Linked DNA regions of Homo sapiens: regions 1 and 3 are each linked to region 2. The links are chromatin contacts, found by Hi-C or POLR2A ChIA-PET in ENCODE. All regions are on one chromosome and are shown on one strand. Each heading gives the region's core, a stretch centred on a gene start or an enhancer-like site at or near the end of the contact. The rest is flanking DNA. Distances are from core to core; before and after follow the strand shown.

Region 1 (4,566 bases), core at 927-3,426, 44 kb after region 2:
TGGTTTTAACCAGAAAAGGCTTCCAGGGGAGGTAGGGGTCAAGGAGGGCCGGTTAGAGCCCAAGCCAGCTAAGCTTCTTGGAGGGACACTTCTAGGGGATGAAGGAGTGAGAGTGGAAGGTTTCATAGAGAGGGTCAAGCATCGCCCTGCCCACACTGCTTGTTTCAAAGTGCAAAGATCCCATGGCTGGAGTTAAATGCTCCCCATGGTTGGGATGCTGCCTGTCCCTGTTCTTCACAGTTCCAGGCTGGGGATCCACCTCTGCCATGTAAGATGGAATGTGGATCCGCATGGCCAGGTCTGTACACCATCAATCAGATATGAAGCAACTCTGGGGGCTACCCCATCTTACTTCCTTCCACTCTGGAATTATTTGTGCTAGAGGGTACCTTGGAGCAGTAATTTCATATACCAACAATGTCCAATCAAGCACTGTAGAACTGCTGTTCCACAATTAAACTCTGTAGCCATAATTTGTTTATCAATAAAATGTAGGCCAGGTGCGGTGGCTCATGTCTGTAACCCCAGCACTTTGGGAGGCCAAGGCAGACAGGTCACCTGAGGTCAGGAGTTCGAGACCAGCCTGGCTAACATGGTAAAATGCTGTTCCTACTAAAAATACAAAAAATTAGCCAGGCATGGTGGTGCACGCCTGTAATCCCAGCTACTCAGGAGGCTGAGGCAGGAGAATCGCTTGAACCCGGGAGGCGGAGGTTGCAGTGAGCTGAGATTGCGCCACTGCACTCCAGCTTGGGCAACAAGAGTGAAACTCCGTCTCAAAAAAAATGTAAGGCCAGGCATGGTGGCTCATGTCTGTAACCCTAGAACTTTGGGAGGTCCAGGTGGGAGAATCTCTTGAGCCGAGGAGTTCGAAACCAGCCTGGGCAACATAGTGAAACCTTGTCTCCACAAAAAGTTTTTAAAAATTAAGCGAGTATGGTGGCATGTGCCTGTCATCCCAGCTACTCAGGTGGCTGACGTGGGAGGGTCGCTTAAGCCCAGGAGGTCGAGGGTGCAGTAAGCCATGGTGGTGCCACTGTACTCCAGCCTGGGCAACATAGAAAAACCTTGTCTCAAAAAATGAAAAATGAAAAATTTTTTTTTGAGAAGGAGTCCTGCTCTGTTGCCCAGGCTGGAATGCAGTGGCGCAAACTTGGCTCACTGTAAGCTCTGCCTCCCAGGTTCACACCATTCTCCTGCCTCAGCCTCCCGAGTAGCTGGGACTACAGGTGCCCACCACCATGCCCGGCTAATTTTTTGTATTTTTAGTAGAGACGGGGTTTCACCATGTTAGCCAGGATGGTCTCGATCTCCTGACCTTGTGATCTGCCTGCCTCGGCCTCCCAAAGTGCTGGGATTACAGGCGTGAGCCACCAGGCCCAGCCAAAACGTAATTGTAATTAAGTTTACTTTCCAAAGAAGAAAAAACACTCAGAATCCAAACAGGACAGGTGGAATCAAAGGCTTCTTCACAAAGATGCGTGGGGTAATGCGGAACCCCTTTTCTTAAGAAAAGTTTCTGCTCAGAGGGGATCCTGGCCTTGCTGTTGCAGCTGTTATAAATCGTCCATGGGCATGAAAATGGAGATGGTCTTTGGAGGCCCGGGGAGAGATAAGGAGAGTAACAGACGCCACAGAGGCCATGCTTGGCTGTGGGTTGCAGAGATCTCCATCCCGATTGGAATAGTAATTGCTTCATTGGATCATTGCTTCGAAAAATAATGCGGTGGGGGAGCAGAGGCAGCCCGCTGTGAATTCCAAGCAGGAACATACTGAACTGCTCCAGAGAGAGGGAACTCTGCAGCAGGGAGCGCCTGGAGCCAGGAGTCCACTCACCCCAGCAGGAGGACTCTCCAACAAGAATTCGCCACTCCTGACCTGGAATGTGGAGATGGGAATGGCCAGACGGGCCCTGGACCTGGTGAAGGATGTCAGGACACTACAGCGTCACTGCTCCTGGTGGCAGCCACCATCTCTTAACCCCTCAGGGAGAGTTAAGATTCAGGTCAGCACCTAGAGCAGCTACCTCAGAGTACTTAATGCCAATCCCTGGGCAAAGAACTTCTACACTAAATTCCATTCTGTCGTCACCACGCTGGGAGGTGGACATTACTATCCTCATCTGACAGACAAGGAAACTAACACTACAAGGAGATTAAATAGCATGACAAAGTCTCCATCCTGGCTGAACTTTGGATAAGATCTACGTTTGGGATTCTTCTTGGTGATGGATGATGCCTAGACCAGCCCCAGACACCCTCCCAAGCCTAAGCTCCCCTCTCCTGTTCTGACATCCCCATCCCACCAGGAACCCAAGCTTGTGGCCATCGTGCCAGGAGGACTTCTTCCAGGTTTTAGTATAGCCTGAGTGACCTCTAGGAGTCCTTGGACCTGAGCTAACTCCTGTACAATTTTGGCCGGTTGTCTGGTTAATAAATTAACAATTGGTAATGATAACAGCTAGCCAACATTGTTGGTTATATGCCAGCCACTAAGGTAAGCATTATCTTATATGGCCCTCATAATCTCTCTATAAGGTAGAGTTATATAATCCCCATTTTATAGAGGGGGAAACTGAGGATTAAGCACGTGAGTCACCTGTGGGAAGGCAGAGTCTGGAATCCAGGGGGTTCGATTCCAAGGTCCATGCTTTTAACTCCTGTGTTTTTTTGCTCAGTTTCAGAAAACCCAGTTCACAGAAATCTGATACTTTAGAGATAAATTATTCACATAACAAAAGGATCTTTTACCTTGGGGAAGGATTCAGCTGGACTTTGAGCATAACTTCCTTCGTGCATTTAAAATGTGACCTGACTTAGGATTTTTGGTGTCCTGCCCATGACCTGATGAGAAACTATATTTGTCCCCAGGCTTCTTCAGCTGATATCCTTCTTCCCCTACAGGGAAGGAGGTCAAATCTAATCCTAGGCCTGGAAATGCTTGGCCAGGGCCTGGTGGTGCCCAAGCCCCTCTCAGGCTGGGCTTTGGCTTCTTGGGGCCAGGCCTTGGGTATAGAGGCCACTGCCCACACTCAGGCCCAGACAAGCTTGGTGACCTTGCATGGGCCACTCCGTGTCTCTTGCTCTGCCGCATGTAACCCTGGTCATGCTGACTTGCTCTTGCTGGGGCTCCCGGGTGTATCTAATAAATGATGTAAAGCACTTAGAGACATAAGTGCTCAACTACTGGGGCCATAAATTACCAGGGATGGATTCCTGAATGTTATGATTATGTGCTTGTGCTTGTTCTCAGTAATGAATAATTATCCTTTTAGTCCTGCAGCCACATCCAAACATCTTCACCCCACAGGACTAGAGGAGTCACTGACCCTGACTGCTGGGCTCCTCCGATGGTCATGGGCAACAACCAAATGCAAAGCTTGGTCCCTGATGGACACCAGTCTGAAGAACCTTTTCTATAAGGCACGTTTGGGTAAATTTGAACACAGGCAAGGTATTAGATGGTGTCAGGAAACTGTTAACTTTGTTAGGTATAATCATGGCATTATGATTATACAGGAGTTTGGTTTTTTTTTGTTTTTTTTTTTGAGATGGAATCTCACTTTGTTGCCCAGGCCGGAGTGCAGTGGTGCAATCTCAGCTCACTGCAGCCTCCACCTCCTGGGATCAAGCAATTCTCATGCCTCATCCTCCCAAGTAGCTGACATTACAGGCATGCACCACCACACCCAACTAATTTTTGTATATTTAGTAAAGCTGGGGTTTCACCATGTTGGCCAGGCTGGTCTTGAACTCCTGACCTCAAGTAATCCACTCGCCTCGACCTTCCAAAATGCTGGGATTACAGGATACGCCTGGCCAGGAGTATCTTATTTTTTTAGAAGTGCATGTTGAAATAGGGGTAAAATACCTGTCATTTATTTTTAGATACTTTAGGAAAAAAAAGATGAAGCAAATACTGCAAGATATATACATTAGCTTAATCTAGGGATAGGCATATGAGTGCTCACTACATCATTTGCTCTGCTTTTCTATATATGTTTATATGTAATTAAGTTTAAAAACAAAACCAGCAAAGCATGATGATTTCAGAGACGTGCTCTGGCTAAGTTACAATTCCCTCACAAGTAACAGGCAGAGGGAGATGAGCCATTTTCAGAGAAAGTGTATCCCGGCAGGGGCCAGAAGCATGGGGCTCACCCTGGTGCCCAGATCCAGGAGAACAAGCTCCTGGGATCTGTTTCTAGAACTATCCTCCCTTGTCGCACCCCAGCCACCACAAAATTTAAAATCTAATCCAAGACTAGTCACGCTACTTCTGCTCACTTTTCTACTCTTGATATCATAGGACTGTAGTCCCTCCTTCTGGAGGCTATTAATGTAAGCCAGGAAGTAGCTACTAACCATGCATTCATTTATTCATTTGTCATGGTTTTGTTTAGTGTTCCCTATATTCCAGGCCAGGTGAGGAATGAGAAATGGCATTTTAGTTAAGGTCTATTTGTACTACTATAACAAAAACACCTCAATATGTATAAAGACTCAAACACTAATAAATGGTGGTTTATTTCTTGCTTATAAACGAGTTTAAAGCCAAGGTCCCAGG
Region 2 (4,518 bases), core at 354-2,853:
AGCCCGCCTCTCTGATCACTTGTCCTGTACATTAAATATTAGTACCTCGGCTCATCCAGGGTTACTGAGGCCTTTAGGTGTGCCAGGCACAGTGCTGGGTGCTGAGGGAACAGCAGAAACCAGACACGCTGCACCCTGTCCTCATGGAGCCAACAGCCCAGTTTGGAAGATGGCCAGTGAGCAAGTATGCAGAGCTCAGGGTGAGAGCCGGGCCAGTACCATCCTGGGGAAGGTAGCACCATTTCCATTCCATGCTCTGCCTGCTCCCCCAACTTTCTTAACATGGAAGGGAAGTTGTCTGGGACCTGCAAACTACAACCCGTCCCAGCCCCACGCTCTTAGCCAACTTGGGCTCTGGTAGGTGTGGGGCAGGGGGTGGGGAAGGGAGGGGGTATGTATGCATGCGTGTGTGTGTGTGTGTGTGTGTGTGTGTGTGCACATGCATGCATGTGCCTGTGTGCATTTTCAAATACTTTCAACTTTGCAAAATAATGACATCTCTAACATAAAAACAGAAAGCCCATCAGCTGCAATCTGCCATTATATTTTTACTGGGACCCTCGTTGATCAAGAGTGTAATCTGTAAGATAACATAAGTGCTAATAATATTTTCCAGGGAAGCATTTCTCACTGTTAAGAACACAAAATGCTATTAGGGGGTATATTTGTTAACATTGATGAGACATAGATTACCCAGCTTCTGCAACAAGATGGGAACAGGCTGATTCTTTTCCCCTCTAAGCTGTTCAACTTCCAAAAAAAAATTAGCATAATGTGCTGAACGTTCTATACAATTCTAAGTTAATCTTAAAAACTCCTTTGTGATTCCTCTCCCATTAAAGACTTTAAATATCTTTATTCTCTTTTAATAGAGCAATTCATCAATGTATTCCTCTCAAAGGTAAGTAATATAGAAATATTAGATGGGGGCGATGGGTGACATGTTACATAAAAAGGAAGGCTCCATCAGAATGAATACGCTAATTAATACCGTACCTGGCACTTAGTAGGTACTTAATAAATGGATATTATATTACTTGATTGATCGAAATTCCCTAACATTTATAAAATAAAGCTTTTCAATATCATGTCAAGATTTTTAAAATACGAAACGCTTTATCATCATTTCCTGTTTAATTTTGAAGTTGGGTAGATTCTCGAAGCCCTTGCGTGCGACGGGCTTTCCTGCCTGGGCTTGGATCTCAGACTTTTGACAGAGCGCCACCTACTGCCCGAGCCTCACCACCTTCTCGCAGACCCGCTATTAATAAAATCGCCACAAGAAAAAGTAGAAAACAGTGTGTTTTATTCTCAAGCATTCAGCCAGCCCTTACTCTGTATGTGGCAGACCCTGGGGGAACAGACAAGACAAAACGCATCCCTGCTCCGAGATGTTCAATCTGCAAGAGAAATGACCAAGGAGGCAGAGCTAAATGGGGTGACATCCACCATGGGATAAGTCACAAGACAGAAGCCCAGGTCAGCTACAGACCCCCAACACTTCCCACCAGATGACTGGCCATGAGCAGGCAAAGCCCTCTTCCTCATCCACTCAGATCTCTTTACACACCCAACACAGCTGCCAGGTCCCTCCTGGTCCTGACCTCTGGGTGAAGTAACGGTCCTCGGCCAGCACAGTGACGATGGCTGGTCACTCGGGACTTGGATGCTGGCCATTAAAGCTGCACTGTGTGCAGGAAGACTCACAAGGAGCAAACAAAGGCTTTGGCAGCTCTCAACTCAGGCCTGCTCTCTACATCGCAAACAGGTTGTATTCCCCATGTTGGCCCGAGATACAATTAAGCTATTGATCCTTGTGCAAAATGGGCATTGATAAATCAATATGGAGCTGATGCTGTAGATAAACAGCGCGAGTCATCAGCAGGCATGGCATGTGTAAATGATTCGATACAGATTGGTATCTGGGGAAATTCTCCCTCAATATGGCCGAGAATGCCGAACGCTGTTAGGATGTGCAGCAGCTGCTTTTGCCCTAATTTATTGCTGTTGTCTTATTTACTCAACAAGAAGAGACTGAGCTCCTTCTGTGAGCTTGGCCATGTGCTCAGTCTGGGGACACAGGGACAATTGAGCCTCCCCATCACCATCCCCCATGAGTTCATGACCCAGGGCAGAGCTGGTAGAATTCTCCCTGCCCTCTGGAAGGTGGAAGACCTGAGTCAGGGTGGTCCCCTGCTGAGTACTCACTATGTGCCAGGCCCTGGGCTGGACATGCTATAGACAAACCTCTCAGTCTCCTGATGAGGACTGAGATAGAAGTTCCTGGCTCAGTTTTACTACTGAGAAAATTGAGGTATAGAGAGGTTAAGCAGTCACATAGCTAATAAGTGGTAGAGTGGGGATCTGAACCCAGTCTGCCCAGTTCTAAAGCCTAGATTCTTCCCTTACCTGGTTTATACAACGAATATCTTAGATCTGATCATCAAACAGGCTATTTCCACAACCAAAAACCATTCTCTCATCACAGGCAGCCAAGTGGCATTGACCACATGAGAATGGGGACACCTAAGAGCAGCCTTGCCTGACCTTGGAGGCACAGGTTGGAGGCCAAGGCCCCTAGCAGGTGGGTAGAGCAGGAATACAGTCACAGACACACAACCACAAACCACATCTCCCTTGCTAACAGAACCCTGGTGCTGTCCAGGCATCCATGCAGCAAGAAGGCTGGCCTGTATCCCAGCCCCACAACAGGATGTGAAGCTGGATTAACCTTAAACCAATTAGGGCAGTTGCATTCCTTTTGCTGATGACTAGCAAAATTCTGGCCAAGGAGACACTGCTCAGGAGAACAAGTCTGCTAGAGAGGCTCCTGGGAACAGAATGGTTTCTTAGCTCTTAAATAGAGACACAAGAATCATTTTTCACCCACCATATTGGCAAGAACCCAAAAGGTTGAGAACACATGCTACCGGTGTGGGGAAACAGGCCACTCATACGTCGCCGATGGGAGTACAAACTGATATCAATCCCCATCTCCCAAAAAAATTCCTCTAAAATAGCAGTATCTTAAAGTGACAGAAACCCACAAGGACAAAGAAGAGAGAACATGGTAGAAAACAAGTTATATCAACAAGACTTTGGATGCTGAAAAGCAGACGCAAGAGCTGACTTAGCAGATCAGAAGGAGCTGAAACCTAAGCCTCAGTTTGCATGAGTGAGTCCATTCAGAATCCAGAAAACCCAGGAATTGAGAGAGCACCAACTTCCTCAGAAGGCAGAGACATAGGTGGGGCTGAAAACAGGAGGAACTTAACACTCAACAATAAGAAAATAAACAACTCAACTGAAAAGTGGACAAACGACCTCAACAGACACCTCATCAAAGCTATGCCAAATAAGCATATAAAAAGGTGCCCTACATTATATGTCATTAAAAAAAATTACAAATTTGGCCAAGCACTGTTATTACTTGGCTCTTGCCTGTAATCACAGCACTTTGGGAGGCCAAGGCAGGAGGATCATTTGAAACCAGGAGTTCAACACCTGCCTGGGTAACATGGTGAAACCTCATCTCAAAAAAAGATTTTTTTTTAAGTAGCCTGTAGTCCCATCTACTCAGAGGACTGAGGCAAAAGCATCATTTAAGCCCAGGAGGCCAAGGCTACAGTGAGCCCTGATTGTGCCACTGCACCCCAGCCTAGGTGACAGAGCTAGACCCTGTGAAAGGAAGGAAGGAAGGAAGGAAGGAAGGAAGGAAGGAAGGAAGGAAATTCCAAATTGAATCAATGAGATACCACACACCTATTTGAATGGCCAAAACCCAGAACATTAGCACCAATGCTGGTGAGGATGTGGAGTGCCAGGAACTCTCATTCATTGCTGATGGGAATGCAAAATGCTACAGCTACTTGGGAAAACAGCTTGGCAGTTCTTACAAAACAAAACAAAACAAAAAACAAAAACGAACAAAAGAACATTCACAAAAAAAAAAACGGTCTTGGAAATTAAAAATATGAGAGCAGAAATGTTTTTATCAATAAAATGTTTGAAAAATAGAGAAAATCTCCATTAAAATTAGGGGCAAAGTAGACAATAAGAAAGATAAGTAAATTCAAGGATAAATCTAAGAGGTCCATCATTCAACTAATGAGTTACAGAAAAAGAAAATAAAACAGAGAGGATGCAGTTATAAAAAATAATATAAGACACTGCTCCAGAACTAAAGGGACTGTATTTCAAGATTTTATGGATTCTCCAAGTGCATGGCACCATGAATTATACCTAAAAAAGAAAACAAAAATATCCCAAGGAACATAATCATGAAATGCAGAACACAGAAATGGAGAAAAATCCTAAAAGCTTCCAAAGAAAATAAGCAGCTCAAATACAAACCTTGGAATCTGAAAGGCATCTGATGTCTCAACAACAATGGAAACTAGAAGACAATGGAACAATGCCTTCAAATTTCTGAGGGAAAATGATTTACAATCTAGAGTCGGCCATACTGTCAATCAAATATGAGGCTAGAATAAAGACATTTCAGATAAACAAGGTCTC
Region 3 (4,054 bases), core at 1,486-3,985, 49 kb before region 2:
CACATGACATGTTCAAGGTCATCCAGTAGAATCTGGATTCAAACCCATATCTGCCTGGCTCCTAAGCCAGGGAACTGGGAGTAAACATGGCAACCTTATCCAAGAGAACTTCGATCCAAGAATCTCATGGCATGTGGCCCACCTGAATGACTCTCCTTCCACGTGGTGCAGCCTTGTCACCCCTTTAGGGAACGTGAGCACGGGGATGAATCACATCTTACCTCATCACAGCCCTCAGCATGCTCCAGGTCCCAGAAATTCTGATAGCAGCAGCAAGAGTCAACAATGGGCCGTGGATTAACAGCATTTACTCTGCAAGGAGCTGCCAGGACTGGGAACACACAGCATGGCCATGCAGGGGCTGTTGGCCAGAGAAGCAGCCCCATCACAGAGCCCAGCTGCAGGCCAGTACTGAAGGCCTGGGTCTTGCTGCTTTGGGTCACTCCCAATTTCATCCACATCCTAAACTCCACTAGCTCTGTGTGCTGCCTCCTTGCTGGATCCAGCTACTGGAGAGGGGAGCCGGCTGTGTCACTGGGGAACTTAACAAGGCTAATTCCACTGAAACCTCCATTAACTTTACTACTTCTGTGTAAGTGTTTCATTGTAAATAATGATTCCCCACCACAGAAACACACTGCCAGAATCTCCCGGCGGACATAAAATTAAATCCAGCCCCCACAGCCTACTCACGAAGTGCATTGTGATAGCTGCATAATCTTCCAAACCACAGAGGGCTGCAAGCACTTTCCACCAATTTCAGGGGAGGCTTGACTTTAATCTGCCCTAATGAACAGATCTATGCACCCCTACACCTTCCCCTGCCTCACACCAAATCCCCTTTCAATTCAGATTCCTTTTTGAGGATGAATTGTACCACAGTTCTGAGCACAAAAGAACCTCACTCATCTCAGACAAGGACTCAGCTTAAAGCCCCCCACCCAGCCCTTCTCTTCCAACAAAGTCCAGGAGAAGATGTTTTAGAAGATACTATATATATATATATGTACACACACACACACGTACGCATGCACACACACACAATTTCCAGGAAGATCAGCAGAATTTCTAGAACGAAGGAGATCTGCCCAGCCGTCCACCCACATGCCCACCGCCCACACACATAGCTTCCCCAATCCTTTCTCAATGCTGGGTCGGAACCTGCTGTTTCCCTGCCTTGCGTACACATGAAACACTTCCCTCCAACCCTGGAGAGAGACTGCACAAGGTTCAGCTAAAATAAGAACCACCTAGAACAAGAAAGTGAAGTCAACTTCACTTTGAAAATAAACAGGCATGCCCTCTGTCTCTCCCAGCCTGGGCAAGGGACAGGAACAGCTTTTGGGTGCAGGGCCCTTGGGAGGAAGCCTTCCCTTCTGAGTTTTTAGATGCAGGTTTCAGGAATGCCCGGACCACCAAGCCTCTGTCTGCTCCCTGCTCACACCCTGCTCCTCCACTCTGCTCAGTGGCTGAGAAGCATGGAGGTGTCATTGCTGAGCTCTCAGGAGCCTCTCTGACCTCCTGGAACCCGCACAAGGCTCTTCACCCTCTCTGTGCAACGACACTCAGCCTGAGGGGTGCACTGAACTGTAGGCTATAATTTAAGCATCTGTTTGTGTGCTCTTCACTTGCTAAACTCATAGCACCGTTGGAGGCGCAGGCAGGTTTAGGTGACCCGAGAAATTCACAATACATCCACAGATCAAGATGAAACCGGGCTGCCCACGCATTGTTCCAGATGAGACCTCCTGTTTCCACATTCAAATTTCCAATTCTGATTTTAAAGAAGAAAAGGAATAGTCTGTTTTTCAAAAACTAAAATCCTGAATGAAGCCTTGCACATAAAGAATATTCAGGCTGAGGGACCTCCACATCAACTGCTCCTGGCCAGCACCTCCTTGTTAATCAAATGACAGTGTGGCAGCCACCCTCCCTGCCCTTGGAGATGGGGCTGCTGCGTTTAGTCCTCACAGCAGCCCCATCGGGCATTAGTTTCAGCTCCATTTTTCACATGAGGAGGTGGCCGCTCATAGGTACACTGACTTGCTCAAGGTCACACAACTATAGAAAACGGCAGAAGGAAGACTCAAACTTGGGTCTTCTTGCTCCAAATCCTCTTCCCAGCACGGCACGGCGCAGGTTCTGCAGTGCCTCGTGTCAGCAGGCCTGAGGGGTTGCAGTCGCAGAGGCCTGTGTCCTCCAGGGCCCCTTTCCACCCATGCCTCCTCCCCCAGAAGTCCTTCCCCACAGAGCAGCACAGCTTCCCCGGGCCGGCTGGGAGGGTCCAGCTGTCACGCTGCATTTCTCTCCACTTATTTCTGCTTCCCTCATGACCTCCGTTTCAACAAGATGTGCCTTTAAATTAGATCCCAGAAGGAACTTCAAGGCAAATTCCCACATTTGTGACGTTTATGGAACTTGTCATTGTTTATGCTATTATAGTGCCATCAGCTGTGAGGGCACATTCTTCCTGGTTACAACATTGTTTTTCTTCCCTTTGGGAGGGAAGCACCCTTGAAACCAGAGGCTTGTCTGGTACCCGCATAACCTCCTTATTCCCTACTCCACTTATGTATATTTTTCTCTGTGGATCATGTACATGGTCTTTCAATTTCATGTCTGTGATTTATACATTGCAGTGTTTGCTATCCTCTGTACAACAGAGAGAAAATAGTTACTTTACAGGAAGAACAATGTGACAGGCTCCCAACTCTGCAACATTCGCCAAACCCGGAGTCAAGTGCAGCTTTAGCTTTCGTAAGTGTTGGAATTTAGGCTTCATGTTTCACTTACTCTTGCAGGCAACTGAAGAGCAGAAACCAACTGTTTGTGGCCAGCCCTGAGCTAGGGACCAAGGAAGAACCAAGACATGTAATATCTTATATCCTCTCCCTGGGGACTTCTCAACTTGTTGGAGGGAAAAAAGATACATTAAACTATTAGAAAACAATGCAATGTATGTTATTGATAGTGTATTCTAATAAATAAGCTGCTATTTTCAGAAAAGGGTGGTAATAGGAGATGTTTCGGATTTGAAGGGAAGTTATACAAGAAAACATTGATTGTGTTTGAAAACTATACATTTTCTGAAAACTTGTTATAATGTATCCCTTTAAAAGCTTAATACAAACTATCTCATAGGCTGTTGCCAAGCTTTGAAAAGTCCACAAGGAGGTAAGGAAAGAAAGAAATTATTAAATTGTAAAAATACTGATTAAAGGAAGAAGACCCTTTCTTTAGAAAAAATAATATTCTTCTGATTAGTCACAGAATTTCTTGAGGGTTTCATGCTAACATCATGCCTTCAGCAAAAGGTCAAGTTTTCCTTCTCATCTGGTTCTTGATCAGCCTGAGCTAAAGACAGACCCTCCCTGGAAATGAGCCATCAAGGATGAAAGAGACAGAAGCTGAATTTAGCAGGAGGGAGAATGAAGATGAAAAGTGAAAGCAAACAGGGGTAGGACGCAGCCCCAGTGACCACATGTCCTGGCTTGCTGGGACAATTCAATTTACACCCACTGTTCCAGCATTAATTATTAACAGTGTCCCTTTTCCTTACCAGAATAATCCTGATTGGGACAATAAGTAACATGGGCCACTCTAGAAACAGTGGGAACAAGAGTCCAGAGGCAGGAATTGGCAGTGTGTGTGCTCAGGGGTGAGAGGTGCTATGAAGACTCCAGCTCAAGTGGAGAGTTGAGCACATGTGGGGACAGGGAAGAGGGCACTGTGGAGGAGGCGCAGGACTGGATCCAACAGGGCCCAGAAGCCAGCAGGGAGGAGCTCCTACTTCATCCCATGGGTTTATTAGGGAGTCACTAAGGATTCTTGAGCAGGATAATTATGACCCCAGGCAACATGCTCAGAAAGGACAAGGAGTGAGATACCAGAGAAAAGGAGACTGGTCGGAAATTCAGTTGCCAGGAACGTAGCGGTGCAAGGAGGAGGAACACAAAAGGCAGGAGGATCAGATGCCAAGGGTCTTATGGGAGCCCAACGGGGGCACAGTGAGAAGGGAAGAATGAAGACAAGTGACCCTGGGGGGTCACACTCA

The links. Hi-C counts contacts between places; a loop is a spot of excess contacts on that map. ChIA-PET counts read pairs that join two places held with the same protein, here RNA polymerase II (POLR2A). Pooled maps may share reads with other maps.
Region 1: a loop to region 2 is called in a map of endothelial cell of hepatic sinusoid, with 6 times the contacts of the local background. The contact joins the promoter of WSPAR here to the enhancer-like site in region 2. A Hi-C loop is called at or near these places in 3 of 168 maps with a recorded cell type or tissue (DLD1, astrocyte of the cerebellum and endothelial cell of hepatic sinusoid) and 1 of 50 pooled maps. POLR2A ChIA-PET finds 5 or more read pairs at or near these places in 3 of 52 experiments (SK-N-SH, WTC11 and common myeloid progenitor, CD34-positive).
Region 3: a map of gastrocnemius medialis shows a loop between it and region 2 (4-fold over the local background). The contact joins two enhancer-like sites. A Hi-C loop is called at or near these places in 2 of 168 maps with a recorded cell type or tissue (astrocyte of the cerebellum and gastrocnemius medialis), 13 of 37 single-sample maps with no recorded cell type and 11 of 50 pooled maps. POLR2A ChIA-PET finds 5 or more read pairs at or near these places in 1 of 52 experiments (activated CD4-positive, alpha-beta T cell).

The regions. Positions count from the first base shown.
Region 1 is chr5:133,911,501-133,916,066 of GRCh38, forward strand. It overlaps WSPAR (Wnt signaling pathway activating non-coding RNA), which reads left to right and starts at 2,177. Exons shown (of 3, transcript NR_131252.1): 1 at 2,177-2,496; 2 at 3,275-3,422.
Region 2 is chr5:133,868,133-133,872,650 of GRCh38, forward strand. No RefSeq gene overlaps it. Among named protein-coding and RNA genes, the nearest start is that of WSPAR, 43 kb to the right of the region's middle. Within about 2 kb of position 1,604, at least 8 of the 41 ENCODE cell types and tissues checked have a DNase peak (open chromatin) inside an H3K27ac peak, as active enhancers do; they include gastrocnemius medialis, where a contact is called at or near this core.
Region 3 is chr5:133,817,941-133,821,994 of GRCh38, forward strand. It overlaps a transcript of FSTL4 not described here. Among named protein-coding and RNA genes, the nearest start is that of WSPAR, 94 kb to the right of the region's middle. Within about 2 kb of position 2,736, at least 6 of the 41 ENCODE cell types and tissues checked have a DNase peak (open chromatin) inside an H3K27ac peak, as active enhancers do; they include gastrocnemius medialis, where a contact is called at or near this core.